Linked DNA regions of Homo sapiens: region 1 is linked to region 2. A link is an interaction called in ENCODE POLR2A ChIA-PET data of the cell type or tissue named here. Cell type or tissue: GM12878. All regions are shown on one strand. Each heading gives the region's core, and the rest is flanking DNA. Links, peaks and the distances in the headings are about the cores only. Region 1 overlaps KCMF1 (potassium channel modulatory factor 1). Region 2 has its middle 14 kb from the start of TMSB10.

Evidence for each region. Peaks named below come from ENCODE experiments on the same cell type or tissue, not always from the same donor. Only the 100,000 strongest peaks of a DNase experiment are listed, where the experiment ranks them.
Region 1: POLR2A ChIA-PET joins it to region 2 with 7 read pairs; 24 of 35 experiments call an interaction of 5 or more read pairs at or near these places.

Annotation. Positions count from the first base shown.
Region 1 is chr2:84,974,323-84,980,846 of GRCh38, reverse strand. The region is part of intron 1 of KCMF1 (potassium channel modulatory factor 1); the gene reads right to left. Among named protein-coding and RNA genes, the nearest start is that of KCMF1, 6.4 kb to the right of the region's middle. RefSeq lists enhancers at 5,330-5,871, 5,872-6,413. In GM12878, for the core only: no CTCF peak of the experiment used is centred there; no DNase peak of the experiment used is centred there; H3K27ac peaks cover 241 bases.
Region 2 is chr2:84,916,160-84,922,683 of GRCh38, reverse strand. It overlaps the pseudogene RPS2P17. Among named protein-coding and RNA genes, the nearest start is that of TMSB10, 14 kb to the right of the region's middle. RefSeq lists enhancers at 2,159-2,348, 2,120-3,319, 3,299-3,358 and a cis regulatory region at 2,219-2,807. In GM12878, for the core only: no CTCF peak of the experiment used is centred there; DNase peaks (open chromatin) are centred at 2,393 and 3,063; H3K4me3 peaks cover 692 bases; H3K27ac peaks cover 1,641 bases.

The DNA of each region.
Region 1 (6,524 bases), core at 1,615-5,614, 58 kb before region 2:
TGACACAATGAGACCCTATCTCTACAAAAATTTCAAAAATTATTCAGGCGTGGTAGCACATGCCTGTACTCCCAGCTACTTGGGAGGCTGCGGCAGGAGGATCACGTAAGCCCAAAGGTTGAGGCTGCAGTAAGCCTTGTTTATGTCACTGGACTCCAGTCTGGGTGACAGAGTGAGACCCGGCCTCAAGACAAAAAAAAAAAAAGATATGAGGCTAATTGACTGTGTATATGAATTGGATGAACTCATAATTCTACTTTGCTACAACTCAGAGAGCCAACAACTAAAAACAATTCTACAGGCAGTTACCATGGTTAACAAACACCAAGAGGGCCATCAGGGATGTAGCAGAGAGGGAATGGTGGAAGGTGCCTAACAAGGCAATTCATTCATCTCTTGTTCATTTCATTGGGCAGTGTTTTCACTTCCTGGTACCCAGCTCTCAAGACATTCCATCAGGCGTGAGAGCTGGTTTTCTGTTTCCAACATCCTGTAGCTACAGATCCATTTCCAAGCTTCACACCCACCTTGCCTGTCTTTCCTCTGCCAACACCCACCTGGCCACTGGTCCTTACCAACCCAAGAACAGCCTATCTTTTCCTGGCTCCTCACTTCCTTCTCATGTAATCTAGGTAATATGTTCCTTTAGGAAACTGTCTGCCTTATCCCAGATCTTTAACATAAATCAAGACATGGCTAACATATAAAAATAACTGGCTGGGCGCAGTGGCTCATGCCTGTAATCCCAGCACTTGGGAGGCTGAGGTGGGCAGATCACCTGAGGTCAGGAGTTCAAGACCAGCCTGACCAACATGGAGAAACACCATCTCTACTACAAAAAAAAAAAAAATACAAAATTAGCCGGGCGTGGTGGCGCATGCCTGTAATCCCAGCTACTTGGGAGGCTGAAGCAGGAGAAACACTTGAACCCGGGAGGCAGAGGTTGCGGTGAGCCGAGATCGCGCCACTGCACTCCAGCCTGGGCAACAATAGTGAAACTCGGTCTCAAAAAAAAAAAAATTACCAAATTTTAAGATGCTCTGATCTGTATACTGCTTACGGGTTCTTTTCTCAATTTTAATGAATAACTTCAAAGACTGAAAAAATACCTTATAATTTTAAGGAAATGAAAAACATCATGGTCCTTAGCACAACACTAAAATTAATTAAAAAATTAATCTTCTATAAAAAAAGACTTTTATTAGGAACAGCATTCTACTTTTAACTTTTATGAATATGCAGTTTAGGGAGCGCTTCCTTTGAGTCCATATGCATGAAAGTAGCCCCACAGCTATATTTATAAAGTGATTTTTTTTTTTTTTTTAGACAGAATTTCGCTCTTGTTGCTCAGGCTGGAGTGCAATGGGTGATCTCAGCTCACTGCAACCTCCGCCTCCTGGGTTCAAGAGATTCTCCTGCCTCAGCCTCCCGAGTAGCTGGGATTACAGGCGCCTGCCATCACGCCCAGATATTTTTTTGTATTTTTAGTACAGATGGGGTTTCACTATGTTGGCCAGGCTGGTCTCAAAATCCTGACCTTAAGTGATCCACCCATCTTGGTCTCCCATGGGATTACAGGCATAAGCCACAGCGCCCAGCTCATAAAGTGATTTAAAAAACATTATTTCTAGGATAATTCAATGACAGCTTAGCCTTCACTAAAAACTTTTGGAGCTTCTAGTTTAAAAACAAAAAAAACATGGCCAGGCGCGGTGGCTCACACCTGTAATCCCAGCACTTTGGGAGGCAGAAGGGGGAATCACTTGAGGTCAGGAGTTCGAGACGAGCCTGGCCAATATGGTGAAATCCCATCTCTACTAAAAATACAAAAATTAGCCAGGCACGGTGGCTCATGCCTGTATCCTAGCACTTTGGGAGGCTGAGGTGGGCAGATCACCTGAGGTCAGGAGTTCGAGACCAGCCTGACCAACATGGACAAACCCTGTCTCTATAAAAACACAAAATGAGCCAGACATGGTGGCGCATGCCTGTAATCCCAGCTACTCGGGAGGCTGAGGCAGGAGAATCGCTTGAACCCAGGAAGTGGAGGTTGTGGTGAGCTGAGATCGCGCCATTGCACTCCAGCCTGGGCAACAGGAGCGAAACTCCATCTCAAAAAGCAAACAAACAAAAATTAGCCAGGCATGGTGGTACATGCCTGTAATGCAGCTACTTGGGAAGCTGAGGCAGGAGAATTTATTGAACCTGGGAGACAGAGGCCACAGTGAGCCGAGATCATGCCACTGCACTCCAGCCTGGATGACAGAGTGAGACTCTGTCTCAAAAAAAAACCCAAATACATTGTGCACATGTACCCTAAAACTTAAAGTATAAAAAAAAAAAAACCCAAAAACCAAAAGACAAAAAACCTAGGCAAATATATATGATAGATATCATAAAGTTGATGTTTTGAAAATAAGTTATGATGCATGGATTTCTTTTAAAAAGGTTGCAAAGCTTAATATGAAGGGGTCTGTTTAGTTATTTCACATCATAAGTTTCATAAGCTGCTACTGTGAAAAAGTTACCATCTTACAAGACTGCTGCTAAGGCTGGGCACGGTGGCTCATGCCTGTAATCCTAGCACTTTGGGAGGCCGAGGCGGGTGGATGACCTGAGGTCGGGAGTTCAAGACCAGCCTGACTAACATGGAGAAACCCTCTATCTACTAAAAATACAAAATTAGCTGGGTGAGGTGGCGCATGCCTGTAATCCTAGCTACTCGAGAGGCTGAGGCAGGAGAATCACTTGAACCTGGGAGGCGTAGGTTGCGGTGAGTTGAGATCGCCTCATTGCACCCCAGCCTGGGCAACAAGAGCGAGGAAAGAAAAAAAAAAAAAGATTGCTGCTAAAACATCTTAAAATCTCAGACTAAAAGGAATCTCTTCCAAATTGAGTTCCCAATTTGAAACAAGAACATGTAGTTATGTTTTACTACATTTTAACTTAAACATGAATATAAAAATATGGGAAAATGAGCTTCAAAATGAACTTTAAATGAAATTATGAAATCAAAGACCCCAGAAATTAAAATGTGATTCATTTTCCCATAAATTTACATTCTTATATATTCTCTATTGAAAGTCAAGGTAAATGTAATTTACGATTTATTCAAACTGAAAAAGTTGCTGGGCATGGCAGCTCACACCTATAATCCCAGTACTCGAGAGCTGAGGTGGGAGAATCACTTGAGCCCAGGAGTTTGAGACCAGCCTAGGCAATACTGGAAGATCCAGTCTCTACAAAAAAGAAAAAAAAAAAAAGTCGGGTGTGGGGCGCACACCTGTGGTCCGACCTGCTATGGAGGCTGAAGTGGGAGGATTCTTTGAGCCTGCGAGGTCAATGCTGCAGCGGGCTATGCTGGTGCGCAGCATGGGCGACAGAGACCCTGTCTCAAAAACAAAAAACGAACTGAAAAAGTCTTAAGAATGTCATAATCTGTTAACAGATTACAGTTAAAGTACAATAAGTTGTAAGAAGACCTGATGGTAAGGATCTTATCAGTGGGAGTCCACTTACATTTCTATAGGGAGGCAAAAGGCACTGCATTAAAATCACATGCTAATTACCAATCTTGGCTTTGCAGTCCCCAAATCCCAAAACCAAATTATTTCTGTCTATATGTGTGCTTCAGTGGCAGATAACATTTTTTGAGAAGAGAAAATTAAGGCTAGGAGCAATGGCTCACACCTGTAATCCCAACACTCTGGGAGGCTGAGATGGGAGGATCACTTGAGCCTGGGAGATGGAGGTTGCAGTAAGCCAAGATCCCACCAATGTACTCTACTCTAGCCTGGGCAACAGAGAGTAAAAAAAAATAATTATAAAAAAGGAGAGAGAGAGAGAAAATTAGAATCTACTAAGAAAAGAGTGGTACAACTTTCAAAAAGTTGGAGCTGCCATTCTACAATGTATACATATTTCAAAACATCATGTTATACATGATAAATATATACAATTTTTGCCAATTAAAAAAATAAAAACAAAAAAAGTTGGGACTAAGTAGATTAATGGCCTACGTAGTCTTGTATTTTACATTTTAAAAATAAATAGTATCAGATACTTCTGAAACTAGCATAACAATATGACCACCTGCTCATTTATCCACTATCATTTTTACATGTGAAAATCTTCAAAAAGCTAGAGAAATTATAAATCAGATAAAGATAAGGACTCTACTTGAAATCTCAATTTGTTTTTTTTTGTTTTTTTTTTTTTAAAGAAATAGGGTCTCTCAGCCTCCCATCTAGCTGGGACTACATGTGCACATCACTGCAACCGGCTTGAAATCTCAAACAATTTTACCCAAAATCAAAAGTAGCCCAGAAAGAGTTAAGAAGGTGCTGGGCGTGGTGGCTCATACCGGTAATCCCAGCACTTTAGGAGGCTGAGGTGGGTGGATCACTTGCGGTCAGGAGTTCGAGACCAGCCTGGCCAACATGGTGAAACCTGTCTCCACTAAAAATAGAAAAATTAGCCAGTAGCAGTGGCAGGTGCCTATAATCCGAGCTACTCGGGAGGCTGAGGCAGGAGAATCACTCGAACACAGGAGGTGGAGGATGTAGTGAGACAAGATCACGCCACTGCATTCCAGCCTGGGCGACAGAGCGAGACTCTGTCTTTAAAAAAAAAAAAAAAAAAAGGAGTTAAGAAGGCACTCAAGAAAAAAGTGCTAGAATCACAGTAGAGTACCTCTCTGAAATTTGACAAAATTAGTAAAAGTTGGCAATTACTTTGTCATCAGTGTTTATCCCTTCCTTATGGCATGTTTCACAATGCACTGTGGAAGCTACGTAAAAAATGCATCTTCCTTGCCAGACTTAAAGTAAGGAGCTGCATCTTATTCACTTAGCCCCACATTCCTTGGAACCTAGCAGACTGCCTTACACATAGTAGTGACTGAAAGGTTGAATGATTTAAGGCGACACATGTACCTAGATCCAGGTAATCAATTAGGCTCTAATCTATGCAAGAACATTCATGATTTCATTTTAGCTAATAAGCAGCGAGCAATTTGTTAAGTTGCTTTTTTTTATTTGGAAAGCTTTAAAAGTAGATTTTAAGCTCTGAATAACATACTTACATTTTAAATGTATTTGAAAGTATGATAGTGAGACATTTTAAAAAATACATCAAGATAAAAAATGATTGGGTTCACTGTGAACTAGACAGTGTTGGCAGGGTGAACACAAAGTGGGTGCTAAAGTCTATAAAATGTTAACATGACAAGAACACCACAAAGTGAGTTAAAAGTGGCCCTACAATTCTCACTGGAAAAGTATTAACGGGCAAGCAGGAAAAATGTAGGGTACTGCCATCTCCACTAAGGGTCTGTAGGGTGGGGAGCCTGTTGTCCACTCCTGAGGAACAATTATTTCCATTCCTCATGGTGCTGCTGAAAAGTGAAGTACGGAGGAGCTGGTTCAGTCTGTGAACTCATTTCCCATCACCCAAAGAAAATGACGGAATCCCAAGCTGACTGGGCCCCTTCTAGACTCTTGATAGTTCAAGCTCTATCAACTCTCTAAAGCGCCAGTCTAGGGCAGAGGTAAAGTAAGGCAAACTACAGCCCTCAGGCCAAATCCAACCACCACTTTTTTTTTTGGAGATGGATTCTCACTCTGTCGCCCAGGCTGGAGTGCAGTGGCACGACCTCAGCTCACTGCAACCTCCACCTCCTGGGTTCAAGCAATTCTCTGCCTCAGCGTGAGCCACCACGGCCGGTCCACCACCAGCTTTTATATAGCCCGAAAGTTAAGAATGGTTATTTGTATTTTTGAATGGTGGGGGTGTCAAATGACAAATCATATTTCATGACACATGAAAATTATATGAAATTCGGCCAGGTGCGGTGGCTTACGCCTGTAATCCCACCACTTTGGGAGGCCGAGGCCGGCGGATCACGAGGTCAGGAGTTTGAGACCACCCTGGCCAACATGGTGAAACCCCATCTCTACTAAACGAAATACAAAAATTAGCCGGGCGCAGTGGTGGGCGCCTGCAATCCCAGCTACGCGGGAGGCTGAGGCAGGAGAATCACTTGAACCCGGGAGGTGCAGGTTGCAGTGAGCCAAGATCACGCCACTGCACCCTAGCCTGGGCAACAGAGCAAGACTGTGTCTCAAAAAAAAAAAAAAAAAAAAAAAAAAAAAAAATATATATATATATATATATATATATATATATATGAAATTAAAATGTCAGTGTCCACAAATAAAGTTTTAATTGGAACAGAGCCATGATCTTTCAATTACAGGTTGTCTATAGCTGCTTTCGTACTATTACAGCTCCGCCAAGCCTGCAATGTTTGCCACCTAGCCCTTTACAGAAGAAGCATGCTGAACCCGGGACTAGAGCATCTCTCTATGCTCCTGGTTGCATTGCCTTTCTCAGAGGCACTGCTTCACAAGGTTGAGCCTTCAAGCTTGACAGGTGTCCATCTCAGGACTGTGTCATCCAAAGTTACATTAATAAAATCATAGGATTTAGTGTAATTCATTAGGGTGGGTACAAAGACAAAGTAA
Region 2 (6,524 bases), core at 1,326-5,325:
CCTGAGAACCAGAGGAAATGATGATATGAATCTCAGTTTTGAGGCGGCAGAAGATAAAAGATGTCCCAGTTCAAGCAATGAGGCCGCATAAATACTGGGGAGGGCAATCTACTGGGCCCACCAGTTCAAATGCAATTCTCATCCAGAAACACCCTCACAAATATACTCAGAAACAACGTTTAATCTGGGTCCACTCAAATTGACCATAAAATTAACCATCACAGGCTCATACCAAGATGAGCATATTTTGGCTGGGTGCAGTGGCTCACTCCTATAATCCAGCACTTTGGGAGGCCGAGGCGGGTGGAGCACCTGAGGTTGGGCATTCAAGACCAGCCTGACCAACATGGAGAAACCCTGTCTCTACTAACAATACAAAATTAGCCAGTCTTGGTGGCACATGCCTGTAATCCCAGCTACTTGGGAGGCTGAGACAGGAGAATTGTTTGAACCGGGAGGTGGAGGTTGTGGTGAGCTGAGATCGCACCATTCCACTCCAGCCTGGGCAATGAGCGAAACTCCATCTCAAAAATAAAAAATAAATAAAAATAAAGATGAGCATATTTTGCTTTACCAGTTAATATGCTGAATTATGACAACAGATTTCCTAGTATTGAAATTTTATTGCATCCTTGGAATAAACCTTATTTGGCCATGTTTTGTTATTGTAATATACTTTTTTGATTAAATTTACTAGTATTTTATTTAGAAGTTTGCAACAATATTCACAGTAGATTTTGTTTTCAGGATCATATTTGCTTTGTAAATGTTTTGGAAGGCATGTTAGAGTGCTCCAGAGAGAAAGAGCCAATAGGATATGTATATATACAGTTGGCTTCTCATATCCAGGGTTTCTACATCAGGGAATTCAATTAATTGTGGATTGAAAATATCTGGGAAAAAAGCTTTTATACTGAACATGTATAGACTTTGTTTTCCTTGTCATTATTTCCTAAACAATACTGTTTAACAACTATTTGCATAGCCTTTACATTGATATTATAAATAATCTCGAGATGATTTAAAGTGTACTGGAGGATGTGCATAGGTTATATGCAAATACTATGCCATTTTATAGCAGGGATTTGACCATCTCTGGATTTTGCTATCTGCAGGGAGATAAGAATTCCTGTCCTACAGGATATATAACAAAATAGTGATTGTTTTAAGACGCTAAGTCTTGGAGTTATTTGATATGCAGCAATAAGCCAGAACAAAATGTGTTTAAGAATATAGTTTGGCCGCGCACGGTGGCTCATGCCTGTAATCCCAGCACTCTGGGAGGCCGAGGCGGGTGGATCACCTGAGGTCAGGAGTTTGAGACCAGCCTGACCAACGTGGTGAAACCCCGTGTCTCCTAAAAATACAAAAAATTAGCCAGGCATGGTGGCGGGCACCTGTAATCCCAGCTACCTGGGAGGCTGAGGCAGGAGAATCGCTTGAAACTAGGAGGCAGAGATTGCAGTGAGCTGAGATCATGTCATTACACTCCAGCCTGGGCGACAGAAAAAGACTCTGTCTCCAAAAAAAAAAAAAAAAAAAAAGAATATGGGCCGGGCACAGTGGCGCATGCCTGTAATCCCAGCACTTTGGGAGGCCGAGGCGGTCAGATCACGAGGTCAGGAGATCGAGACCATCCTGGCTAACATGGTGAAACCCCGTCTCTACTAAAAATACAAAAAAAAAAAAAATTAGCTGGGTGTGGTGGTGGGCGCCTGTAGTCCCAGCTACTCAGGAGGCTGAGGCAGGAGAATGGCATGAACCCGGGAGGCAGAGCTTGCAGTGAGCCGAGATCGCACCACTGCACTCCAGCCTGGGTGACAGAGCGAGACTCCGTCTCAAAAAAAAAAAAAAAAAAAGAATATGATAGTCCTAGCTACTTGGGAAGCTGAGATGGGAGGATAGCTTGAGCCCAAGAGTTCAAGGCCAGCCTGGGCAACATAACCTGGAACCCATCTCCCATAGATATGAGGGGCGACTGTATATAGATATATGAGAGGGGATTTATTAGGGGAATTGGCTCATGAGATTAGGGAGGTGAAAAGTCCCACGACAGACTGTCTGTAAGCTGGAGACCGTGGAATACCACAGTGGGGCTCAGTTCAAGTCCTAAAGTCTCAGAACCAGGGCAGCTGATAGTGTAATTCTCAGTCCAAGGCCAAAGGCCAAGAACCTGGGGGCTGCTAATGTAAGACCCAGAGTCCAAAGGCCAGGGAGCCTGCAGTTCTGATGTCCAAGGTCAGAAGAAGAAGGATGGCCCAGCTTCAGGAGAGAGAAAAAAAGAATTTGCCTTTTCTCTGCCTTTTGGTTCTATCTGGGCCCACAGCCAATTGGATGTTGTCCGCCCACACTGAGGGCAGATCTTCCTCAGTCAGCCCACCCACTCACATGCCAATCTCCTGTGAAAACACCCTCACAGACACACCTAGAAAGAATGCTTTACCAGCTCTCTAGGTTCTCGACTCCCCACTTTATTCAGTTTTGCTTTCTGTAGTTTTAGTTACTCCTGGTCAACCTTGGTCTGAAAATATTAAATTAAAAATTCCAGAAATAAACAATCCGTAAGTTTTAAATGGCTCATCGTTCTGTGTAACATGATGAAATCTCATGGCATTCCACTCTGTCCCTCCCAGGATGTGACTCATCCCTTTGTCCAGTGTTTCCACGTTGTATACACTACTCACCCGTTAGCTAGTCTCTTAGCAGCCATCTCAGTTACGAGTGACTGTCACAGCATCACAGTGCTTGTGTTCAACTGTTTAATTGTTCTATTTTATTATTAGTTGTTAATCTCTTACTGTGCCTAATTTATAAATTAAACGTTATCATAGGTGTGTACAGGGTTCGGTACATGTGTGGCTTCAGGCATCCACTGGGGATCTTGGAACATACCCTCCATGGATAAGGGGAGACTAGTGTATTACTTAATCAAGTCAAGTTGACAGCTAAAATTAACCATCACAGGAAGCATATGTCCTTTTCTAACTACTGAAACAAATTTTGAGGTATTGAAGTTATTGCTTTCTTGCAGCTTTGAAAGCAATCGTCTGTGAAACCATCTGGGCCTGGCACTCTTCTAAGTGGTAACAATGTGTGGGTGTGCACGCGTGCGCATGTGTGTATGTGTGTATGTGTCAGAGAGAGAGAGAGAGACATTATTCGGTGCATAGATTTATGGCTGATTTAAAAATATTGGACTGTCTGGCCAGGCATGGTGGCCCACGCCTGTAATCTCAGCACTTTGGGAGGCCAAGGCGGATGGATTACCTGAGGTCAGGAGTTTGAGACCAGGCTGGCCAACATGGTGAAACCCCATCTCTACTAAAAATACAAAAATTAGCCGGGCATAGTGGCGCAGTACCTGTAGTCCCAGCTACTCCGGAGGCTGATGCAGGAGAATTACTTGAACCTGGGAGGCGGAGGTTGCAGTGAGTCGAGATGGCACCACTGCACTCCAGCCTGGGTGACAGAGTGAGACTCTGTCTCAGGAAACAAAAACACGACCAGGCGTGGTGGCTCACGCTTGTAATCCCAGCACCTTGGGAGGCTGAGGCAGGCGGATCACCTCAGGTCAGGAGTTCAAGACCAGCCTGGCCAACATGGTGAAACCCCATCTCTACAAAAATACAGAAATTAGCTGGGCATGATGGCAGGTGCCTGTAATCCCAGCTACTTTGGAATCTGAGGTGGGAGAATCGCTTGAACCCAGGAGGGGGAGGTTGCAGTGAGCTGAGATGGTACCATTGCACTCTAATCTGGGTGACAGAGAGACTCCGTCTCAAAACAAAAACAAAACAAAACAAAAAAAGAAAACAAAAACAAACAAAAACCCAGTGACTTATATATCATAATAGAAGCTTATTCATCTTCCTGATAAAGATTAAAGATGTCTGGAAGGAGTAGTCCACGCCTGGTATAGCAACTCTGAGATCCCAGTCACCTTAATGCTTTCTGCTGCACCATCCTACATCAGTTTCCATCCCTAGTGTCATTTCGTGGCCCTGGGTGGGAGTGGGAGCTGGGCTTCTGCATTCAGTGGTCCTTGTGGTGGGCCAGGCCTGGCATGGGATGTACTGGTGCCCAGATCCAAGGAGAAAATGTCTGCTAGAAGCCAGGTGCCTGTGCAGATGAAATGGAAAAAAAAAAAAAAAACCTCAAACAGTGTGATGGTTAATTTTATGTGTGAACTTGGCTATGGTGTCAGCTATTTGGTCAAACACTGTCTAGATATTGTTGTGAAGGCATTTTGTAGATGTAATTAACATGTTCAATTAGTTGACTTGAAGAAAAGGAGATAGTCTTTGTGGGTGAACCTCATCCAATCAGTTTAAGGTCTTCAGAGAAAAAACTGCAGTTTCTCTGAGAAGAAGGACTTCTATCTTACGACTATAATATGGAAGAACTGCTTGAATTTCCATCTTGATGACCTGTCCTATGGATTTCAGACTTGTTAACCCCTGCAATCATCTGACCCAATGATACAGGAGTTAAAAAGAAATTATTTAGGCAGAGAGTGAGGGGAAGGAAGTCCTCGGTAAGGTTTTCCTTTTAATGAAAAGCAGCCCCCATATCATTTTCTTTTCTAACAAAGAGCAGCCTGTAAAATTGAGCTGCAGACATAGACAAGCAAGCCAGAAGCCTGCGTGGGTGAATGCTGGCAGTTATGACAATAGGAAAATGTTACCTGGAACTAGGCAAATTCAAAATGGCGCTCCACCTTCCCTTCTCTTTGCCAGCCATGTGTACAGTAAGGAGCAGACAACATGGTGACCACCAAATGGAAAGCCCATTTTCACAATAAGATTAGGATGGGGTGGCCAGCCTTCCTGAGCACTACGTAAGCGTCACACCTGGTCCAACCAATCTGTGGGCCCTACGCAAATCAGACACCACCTCTGCAAGCCTGCGGAGCACTCCCATTCTGGGCCAGATTTCCCATTTGGAATTCCCTCTCTCTCGCAAGATAGAGAGCTGTTCTCCTTTCTCTTTCTTTTGCCTAGTAAACCTCGGCTCCTAAACTCACTCATTGTGTGTGTCCGTGTCCTTGGCATGAGACGAGGAACCCCAAGTATTTACCCCAGACAAAAACAACAACGGCACTTCACCAATTTCTTAAAATCTCTTTCACTCCGTGTGTGTGTGTGTGTGTGTGTGTGTGTGTGTGTGTATCTCCTATTGGCTCTGTTTCTCTGGAAAACCCTGATAGAACCAACGAATAATTTGGGGACTCAGGAACCACTTTAGCTATTACTATTGATGTCAACACATTCCAAGGCCTGTTTACACAATCCCTGAAATTCAGCTTCCTTACTCAGCCCCCAAGCCATGTTGCTGGGTTGCATGCACCATGGCTTTCAGCCTAGACTGTGTGAGCGGTAACTATTATTGTGTCCATGGTTTGGTTTTCTATTCACTTTAATGGATCGTTCTAAAGGTAAATGTTTCCTGAATAGCCCAGTTTACTAGCTTTTATTTATTTCTTCAAAATTAGGGCACAAGATAAAATAATTTCATGATAGGTTAAATCCATTGTTGGTTTAGACCACATGCGTGATCTTCCACAGAGTTGGACTGAGTACTACTTATATATTACTCTCTCTCTCTCTTTGGAGACAGGGTTTCACTTACTTGCCCAGGCTAAGTAGAGTGACGCGATCATGGCTCACTGCAGCTACCACCTCCCAGGTTCAAGTGATCGTTCTACCTCAGTCTTCCAAGCAGCTAGAACTATGGGCATGTGTCAAGATGGCCAGCTAATTTTTGTCTATTTTTTGTAGAGATGCCAGTGGGCGGGGGGTGTCTCACTATGTTGCCCATGCTGGTCTCCAACTCCTGGACTCAAGTGATCCACCTGCCTCAGCCTCCCGAGGTGCTGGGATTACAGGCATGAGCCACTGTGTCCAGTCCACTCTTTCTTTTTTAAAAATCTATTTTCTGTGAATGATGAAATATTCGGATTCTTATTTAAAAAATTTTTTTTTCAGGCTTAATTCACTTTATTTTTCTTGTATAAAAACCCTATGTTGTAGCCACATCTGAAGCCTGGGTCCGCTGCACCGAGACTCTGGTGTGGGTCTTGACGAGGTGGTCAGTGAATTCCTGATAGGGAGACTTGGTAAATACAGTCTCCTTCCAGAGGTCGGGGGTCAGGTAGCTGTAGGTCTTAGAGATGGCATCAAAGGTGGCCTTGGCGAAGTTGCCCAGGGTGGCAGTGCAGCCCCGGGCTGAGGTGTAGCAGTCATCGATACCAGCCATCATGAGCAGCTTCTTGGGCACAGGTGCGGAGACGATGCCAGTGCCCCTGGGTGCAGGGATGAGGCGCACCAGCACAGAGCCGCAGCGGCCTGTCACCTTGCAAGGGACGGTGTGGGGCTTGCCGATCTTGTTCCCCCAGTAGCCTCTGCGCACGGGGACAATGGAGAGCTTGGCCAGGATGATGGCCCCACGGATGGCTGTGGCCACCTCCTTGGAGCACTTAACACCCAGACCGACATGGCCATTGTAGTCTCCGATAGCAACAAACG